2 separate regions of the Mus musculus genome follow, and region 1 is linked to region 2. A link is a loop called in an ENCODE intact Hi-C map of the cell type or tissue named here. Cell type or tissue: heart. All regions are shown on one strand. Each heading gives the region's core, and the rest is flanking DNA. Links, peaks and the distances in the headings are about the cores only.

Region 1 (4,402 bases), core at 162-4,161, 98 kb after region 2:
CCAGTTTGTGACACTCAGGGTCCAGCTTATGGCTTTGGGCATGCCAGGAAAGCACTGGTCTACACCGTAGCCTCCCTTTATACCCTTTTTTAACCATCTTATAAAAGTTTCCGTAAAGGATATTCAGGGACCTGGAACTTGTTTAAACTAGTGGAGACAGGTAAATAATCTCAGCACATAAAATCAATATGAAGTTCTTCAAAACTCTAACCCAGAACCACCACATGGCATAGAAATTCCATGTCTGGGAAATAACACAGAGGCTCAAATGTGACGTTTACACATCCTGCTTATTGCAACATTCAACAAAGCAGTCAAGAAATGGGAACAAACCCAATAAATCAATGAAAGAACAGATAAACGAAATCTGCAAGCAGGAGACCTCAGTTCAATCCTCAAAGCCTACATTAAAAAGCAAGCAAAGCAGTGGTGTGGATATGTCATCCTAGCACTGGAGAGTTTAGGCCAACAGAGCTCTACCAGATTAGTTGTCAAGTTCTAGACCAGTGAAAGACTTTGTCTCAAAAAATAAGGTATGTGCACCTGAAGATTTACACTGGACTGTCTAGTTTTGTCAATTTGACGCAGCTGGAGTCATCAGAGATAAAGGAGCTTCAGTTGAGGAAATGCTTCCATGAGATCCAGCTGTAAGGCATTTTCTCAATTAGTGATCAATGCGAGAGGGCCTAGCCCACTATGGGTGTTTCATCCCTGGGCTGTGGTCCTCAGTTCTGTAAGAAAGCACACTGAGCAAGCCAGAGTAAGCAAGCCAGTAAGCAGCACCCCTCCATGGCCTCTGCATCAACTCCTGCCTACAGGTCCCAGCCCTGCTGGAGATACTGTGCTTTCTTCTCCAATGATGGACTGTGATCTAGAAGTATAAGCAGAATAAGCCCTTTCCTCCCCAACCTGCTTTTGGTTATGGATATGTCTCCCCAACTAAGACAAACATCTAGGGTTGATCTCTGTCCTCCACACACATGTGCACACATGTGCACAGCCATGTGCATGCACACCCATGCCCATATGTGTACCCACAAACATTAACATTCATACACAACAAATAGAAGAATGAGATACACACATGCACTAGAATATTATTCCGCTTTAAAAAATGGAATCATGTCACAAGCCTGTCACACCAGCACATGGATGAACCTTAAAGGTATTATGTTAAGTGCAAAAAGCCAGTCAAAACGAGAAAAATAGGCTCATAGTGGCACCTATGCCATTCAAGTGTCCACTGCAGTCTGAGCAGGTCTGAGCCAAGAAGACAGCCATAGTGGTGGTGCACTTCGAAAGGGAAATGGCCTATTAAGGCAAACTGATGTCCCCTGGAGATGATCAAGCCACTCAGCGTGGTATATGTTCCTGGAGCCCTTCTGTTTCTGGGCAAGGAGCAGTTTGCTGGTGTGGATATTCGGGTCTATGTGAAGAGTAGTGGTCTTGGGACCCAAATTTATGCCATCCCATAGCCCATTTCTAAAGCCCTGGTGGCTTATCAAAAATATGTAGATGAGCCTCTAAGAAAGAGATCAAAGATACCCTGCCCCTGTTTGATACCAGAAATCCTACCAATAAGCCCATCTCAAGGATCAAGGTCCATTCACCTTTGTAATAAAACATCCTGGAATTTTAACGTTAAATAAAAAACAAACATGTTCTAAGTCCTGGGAACAGTCAGGAGGATGGAGGAGGGGCAATGAAATAACTGTCTAGTTAGTTGTTCCTCAGTTTTGCAAGATTAAAACATTCTACACATCTGTTACCCAGCAGTGTGCTCGCAGTTAATATCAATGAAAGGTGCACACATTTGGTTATTAGTTTTTAAAAATAATTAAAAATAAACTTTCAATAAAAACAGAGGGAACACACTGACAGTAGACCTAGAATCACATGCTCCTCACATGTGCTCTCAAAGCCGTCAGCCGATCCCTCCAAGTCCTGTTTTTCCAACCTTAAGAAATAAGAACTGGACTGGGAATCCTGCCAAATCTCATTTTTATAACAAAGGTCTCATAAATGAGTTACTGACTCATACTTGCATGCAGCACTGCGGGGTGACGACCTCTCAGCAGTCCCAGTTACTGCAGGGCCTGGTGAACTCTACAAAGCCAACCTTCACCCAACTGCTCCAGATCTGTACTTTCCAGTCAGTATCTCTAAGACTGATATTCCAAAGCTGACCAACTGTGACTTCAGACACTGTAACCTATTATACTGAGGCAACTGTATATTCCTTTAATGTACGTGTATGTATGGGTGTGTGTGTGTGTGTGTGTGTGTGTGTGTGTGTGTGTGTGTACAGGAATATGGAAACACCTTCGCATGTGTTAGACTAGTTTTCTCCACTTTGAGCATTTTGTGACACCCTATCATCAACTTCTCTGAAATACTACGACTTGCCCACCCAGATACTGTTAGGGATAATTTTGGGGTATTAAAGGCTCAGAAAGCAATGGTCCAATATTCTTACTGATCAAAAAAAATCATAAGATTATGGAAGAGTGAATGGCAAAAATCAATGCACAGGAAAGAAGTCTGTAATTTCACGTGCTTATAATCAGTTACACTCGTTCTTGTTAATAACACTCTAAAAGAGCCTGCATTTCTGACTCACCATACATAAAACAGTAAAAAGAAAAATTTCCATGAGCTTGAGTAAGCATCATAAATCATTTCTTATTTCATTATTCTCATGAAGAGCAAAGGTTGCTACTGTCACCTACCAACATGTACTCACAATCCACTCCTCACTGTTACACAGAACAGTAGAAGACGCTGGGAGTCACCTTGGTAACAGAACAGAGTTAGCTTGCTAACTCCTGAGGTTATCTCATGCCAAAAATCATTGGTATTTCTGTTTGTTTGTTTTTGTTTTTCTCCCCAGTGCTAGCACGTAGACCCCAGGGCCTTGAGCATACCAGGTAAACACATCAGCCCTCCACAGCTTACAATTCATTCTGTCATATCTATCAGATGTATGGTATAATAAATGTTTTTGTTTGTTTTTTTTAAATAACAGGTCAGCTAGGGCCCCTTTACCCCCCATAAACTGGCTTTGCTTCTGTGTTTGACAGTCAGACACAAAAAGAAGATACACGGAAAGCGCCAACTCTCAATGTACAACCTTTCCTAAAGCAGTGGCAGGGCTTAGCTCTCTTGAGAAAGGTTTTATACGCTCAACCATTACAGATGCCCAAATGAGCTACAAAAGCTATCTCAGAACCTTCCTCATAATTTTTTTAAATTAACAATTGTGGGGAGAGGTACAAGGTTTAACTACCTCAGAAATTAAGGCTATCTGGAGACGTATAAAATATTAATACCAAGAAAGGCAACTTACAAGAGGGCTGGAAAAGGCAAGTAAAGGTCCCAGGGTTTTGGTTGCCTCTGAGTCTTACGACTGGTAACCCATGTTAGAGCGCACAAAAGCAGCCACAGAAAATCTTGATTGGAGTATGTAAAATAAGGATTAATAGCCCTATCAAAGACTGCTATTAACACTTCTGCATTATTCTAAAATATTCTCCAAGGTGATAGTGACCCACGAGTTTTAAGTATGATAAATAATCCTGGAAGCCTGCTCATATTCCTTTTTTATCATCCTCTGATACCAAGCGACAGCTGTGGTCATAAAGAGGAATGCACATGAGAGCTAAATTACCCCACCAGAGGCCAGCATGTTCCAGCAAGAACTAGCCTGCTTGACTAGGGTTTTTATACATGGATATGTCCCTCTCCCTCAACCTCACTTATTTGGTTGGGGGTTAGAATGAGAAAAATCAATGTACCAAAACTTTAAAGTATTTTTGTTATACTTCCTCAAATCGTTTTCTCTCAAATTTAGGAACATGCAGGATCACTCTAAGTATAGCATATAGACCTAAAACAGAAGTCCAATCAGAGAAGACCAAATATGGCGATCACACAGATTCGTTTTCATTAAAAAAACAAAGTCATGGTATACAGCTTGATGTATGTGCCTCATTGGTAAGGAGGCTATACAAGTCCTGGGCTCAACTGCCCAGAACTGCTAGAAAACAAAATGTTTAAAAATTCCAACCTAAAATTCTTTTCCTGTGCTTCATCGCAGTTCCTGGAATGAGGACTGAGTCACAAATGCCCTCTGAGCACCACTGCAAACAAGGGCAAAGGTCACCAGAGGCTAGCAGAACACGCGCCCTTTGAAAGCTTCTGGTTTCCCACAGGGACTTCTTATTCTGCCACCTGCATTAAGGCAATATTCTCAGTATGGAACACTCCTCCCTGAGGAGGGAAACAGAGCTCTCTCTTTACAAGATTTACTTTCAGTGTGGCATGCTAGTGCACACCTTTAATCCCAGCACTCAGAGGCAGAGGCAGGCGGCACTTGAGTTCTCAAAATGATCCCACAAGACAG
Region 2 (4,402 bases), core at 66-4,065:
CTGCGCACTTCCAGTAGCTCCAACTACAGGAGAACAGCTTGCTGTTTATCAAGGCTAAGACTTTTGCTGCTTTAGAAAAACGTTCTAGAAACCCAGGAGACTTTTTCTACAATGGTTCATACTGGACAACCTCAAAGGTCAACACTCCAAATACAATGGCATTATGTCCATGAGCACCATAGCTACAAGCTAAAACTGTAGGGAATGGACAGCTGTCTACCCCTTGCTGGGAAATCCTTTGGCTGGTTCATTTTCCTCTGGGAATAGAGATTTCAAAATTAACTCTGCATCTTCTTAACTTTGTTGAGAGGGAAAAGTTGCTGGGGGGTTTAAGTCAGACTTTCCATGAAGTCTCAATAAAAACCTACCATGGGCTCACAAAAATGTTCAAGGAAGCCATCTGTATTGTAGTAGAGAAACAGGGAAAAATAATTAAAGCCACAGAGTAGTCTTCCTGAAACAAATCCAGTCCATGAGCAGTTCATATATTGTAAAAGAATTGTTTTAATACATAGTCATACTCCCTTCCCCCACCCCGGAAGTACTGACAGCAAGAGTCCATTTTCTATGAGAATAAAAGTTTCGGAAGAAGAAGAAAGACCAGTGCCCAAGCTCTGCAGTAAAGCTTTGGCTGGCAGAGAGAGGCATTATCTGGAATGGCGATGATTTAATAGTAATCCAAGGTCAAGATATGATCTGGTGTCCATGTGATTCCTAAAATTCACAAAAATAGGTGAAGTACTATGCCGGACATGCTTAGACACTTACCGTTGTCAGCCTTTCCAGAGCAGAGAATCTCTCATCCCAGGTCGCTGCAGACTTTTCAAACGCCTCATGGCGCTTAATAAGCTTCTCCACTTCGTCTACACTCTGGCCAATTTCACGGCTGGATAGGTATGGTTCCTGTCCAAGCAGCCAAGCCTCTGCCACACTGGCATCCCTTGAGAACTGATGGACCTCCAAAACTGCAGAGGGTATCAAGAGTGAGTGTCTGTCACAGGGCCACACAATGGCACTGCTCTAAGCATAGCCATCTTATCATTTATAATACCAAATGCCATCAAATGTAAACACTGTGAGCCACACAGGCAAGAACATCGCAAGAATAGGGGTAATTACTTTAACTGGATTTTGATTTAACTTAATATATTAAAAGAATACTATTTTAACACAACACTTTTTTTGTTTACCAAATAAGAATACAGGTTAAAATTTATAAGTACATACTACAAAAATTAAGATGATTTCTATTTTCCAAGACTCATATGTGGACAGTGGCTCTCAGGTGGACTATACAGGTCTAGAATTTACTCTGGTCATATGGCCCTAATTCTAAGAGATCAGATCTCTGAGCCCTCACAGGACACACAACCTATTCATGCCAGACTATGCAGGTGAGGCAGGAACCCACATAGAAGCTTGTATTAGGTTGAAATCCAGTTTTCTCTTGGGGGATTGAGAGGGTAGGAATACTAACAAAGGGGGAAGACAGGGTCCTTGTCCTCCATGTGAGGAAAAGCTCTCCACCTGATGCAGTTATGAGGAAGTGGATTAGAACCTGGCTTAGCTAGACTGCCAGCGCACATTCAGCATCTCACTCAGCAGAGTCTGGGGCCAGTTGGATAAGAACCTACTGTGTGGACTATCACTGAGCCAAGAACAGGCCAGCCATCTCACTTTGAGATTACGATGGACCCCACAACTTATCAATTGACAAGAAACTAGGCAACTGTCAATTCTTTAAGGTAGGTAGCAGGCAAATCATCACTGTAACCCAGATTGTAGCCTGGTATCCAGTTCACAGCAGGTACGACACAGGTTTTGCCTCACAGAATGAAACTGCCCCAGAGTTTTCAAAATCTGCAAATGAAATCCTCAATAACAGAATGGCCCCAAATTGAACATTAGAGGGCTCTGGGCCCAATTGGGTTTTTTACACAACTTTAGTTTTTACTAAGAGTCTACAATATATAGGAATGAGGCTAGAATACAAGACAGAGTCTAAAGTATCAACACAGCTTGTTATAATATAGATTAAAATAAAAAAAGCTTGAATTGAACTACTTTTAATGTTCAAATCAACCATGAGGTACTATTCTTAAATACATTTTAAATCCAGTGAGGGCTCATAGTTCCAGGTAAACTGGGATTACACAGAGAGGGAAGGGAGAGAGGAAAGGGAAAGAGAAGATGGGGAGAGGGGGGAGAGAGGGGAGAGAGGGAGGGGGAGAGGGAGAGGAAGGGGAAAAGTGATTATTTTTATTATTTTATTTTTGTTTTTTAGAGACACTCTCTTCATATTCCTGTCTGTTCTCATATCTTGCTATGTAAACTAGGCTAGCCTTGATGTCACAGAGAACCGTATTCCTCTGACTCGAGTGATTAAAGGTGTACACCCTTACACCCTGCATACTTTTATTTTGTGTGCGTGTGTGTGCACATACACTCATCTGAGTACAGGTGCACACAGAAGCTAGAGATTTTGAGATGCTCTGGAGCTGGAGCTGGGCAGGAGGTGAGCCTCTGACTTGGGTGCTGGGACCCAAACTCAGGGCCTTTGGAAGAGCAGTAAGTGCTCCTAACTGCTGAGCCATCTCTTCAGCCAGCCCCAAGAACTTTTTCTTCTTCTTCTTCTTTTTTTTTGGTTTTTTGAGACAGGGTTTCTCTCTACAGCCCTGGCTATCCTGGAACTCACTTTCCACCTTCTTAAAAAACAATATTCAGCATGAATACACTGAGAAAGAAACATTTAAAACTTCAGAATCATTAAGTAATAACATAACATTAGTTAAAGCAGACTTGTATACGCATGTATTTCCTTGGATACACAGAAAGAACAGAAAAGCAAATGAAGAACGCATGTCCTTACTCAGTCTTAACCACTCCCACCGGTCTTCCCACTTGTCAATCATTTCTTTTCTTTTCTCTGTCAGCTGCAGTAACTTTTCCTTGATCTGCACAAAAACAAGGGCCTTAATAAAACACTGCAACCTTGTGTCTGTCCCGGATGAGCACTTGGTACAAGAAAATCTATTTTCCCCTAAGCTGCTAAGTATCAGCTTAAATGTATTATTTCATGTCTTGAGCCTGGAGAGAAAAACATGGCTAGTTTTCCAGAAGGGGTGGGAGTTCTATTCAAAGCTGCCTGTGCTGATGTAGCAAACTGTGTGCTATTTCGATAGACTCTGGGGCTTCCTGAAACAGTTAACGTTTATGAAGAGAAGGACAGTAATACCGACAAAGCCTTGGCTTTTCTGAGAGACATCCATTCCTGTGAAGGATGCTACAAAAAAGACATCAGTGCCATCGTTCTGACCAGAGCTGCAGCCATCAGCCAAATGCAACGCAGAGTTGAGTGATAGCCAGAGCCATCCCACTGATGAGTTCACAGGCTGTTTTTATACCTGGACCCCTCAAAAATTATCTCTGGACAAACAATTACCAGTTTTGGGTCTACAGTTGTATGTAACAGTTTTTCTAGGCAGACAGAATATGCTTCAAAATGATGTAAAGAAGCGTACTCACTTGCACGTGTATTGTAGGCCCTGTTAAAGTAGGCCTTGTGCTCAAGCACACAAATACACAGAATGAAAATATTAGAAAAACTGAAACTACACTGAACACGTAGACTTGGCTTTTGTCATTCCTTACTATAGTACAGCAGTGATTTACCCTGTGTTAGGTATTACACAGGGTCCAGAGATGTTCTAAAGTTATGAATAAGCCCTATGTCATTTCACATATGGTATCTAGCCATCTATGGATTCTAGTGTTCACAGAAGTCCTGGAATCAATCCTTGTAGATTGTGGGAGGCTTCAAAGACACAGTTGCAAAATAAAATCCTTTTACATGCCAACACTGGCTGAGTTCACACCAGGTCCCAAAGCAGCATCCTACCTCCTCAGAAGCATAGTGTTTCCGTGCCAGCAGGGATTTCCCAAGCTCAATGCAGGCTGTAAAGCTGTCATTACGAGCATCAATTTCAGCTTTGATACCTTGATGATTATTCATTAACAGTTCAACAGATGACACATCCCTATAAGAAAGTAACATCACCTTTAAGAGATGGAGCTTTTCAAATAAACATGTAGGTTTTAAAACTCGTAATTTGAAGGAAACTGACAGCTTAATTGTCTTTTTTAGGGCTTATTTGCAGCCCAAACTCAGGCCAAATCACTAAATCTCAGTAACACTTAACTTAGGACTGGCTAACTCGGTAACTTTCAAAGAAAGGCATCTTTAAGTGCATACAAGATGCAATGCAGGCAGACACTGTTTCGAGAAGGCACAAAGGCAGTTCCAACAAAGCACAACCTGATGGAACAGTTGAGACATAAAGAAACACAAAGCCAGATGTGGAGGAAAACACTCAGGAAGCTGATGCCTCTACTTATCTATTAA

The links. A loop is a pair of places that touch in the nucleus more often than their neighbours do. Peaks named below come from ENCODE experiments on the same cell type or tissue, not always from the same donor. Only the 100,000 strongest peaks of a DNase experiment are listed, where the experiment ranks them.
Region 1: a loop joins it to region 2, with 2.0 times the contacts of the local background. A loop is called at or near these places in 2 of 42 quality-filtered maps.

What each region holds. Positions count from the first base shown.
Region 1 is chr11:30,207,697-30,212,098 of GRCm38, forward strand. The region is part of intron 1 of Sptbn1 (spectrin beta, non-erythrocytic 1); the gene reads right to left. Among named protein-coding and RNA genes, the nearest start is that of Sptbn1, 9.9 kb to the right of the region's middle. In heart, for the core only: a CTCF peak has its summit at 3,652 (motif pointing right); a DNase peak (open chromatin) is centred at 2,025; H3K27ac peaks cover 33 bases.
Region 2 is chr11:30,109,958-30,114,359 of GRCm38, forward strand. It overlaps Sptbn1 (spectrin beta, non-erythrocytic 1), which reads right to left. Exons shown (of 35, transcript NM_175836.2): 27 at 3,899-4,037; 28 at 2,870-2,954; 29 at 769-965; 30 at 1-23. Among named protein-coding and RNA genes, the nearest start is that of Eml6, 86 kb to the left of the region's middle. In heart, for the core only: no CTCF peak of the experiment used is centred there; no DNase peak of the experiment used is centred there.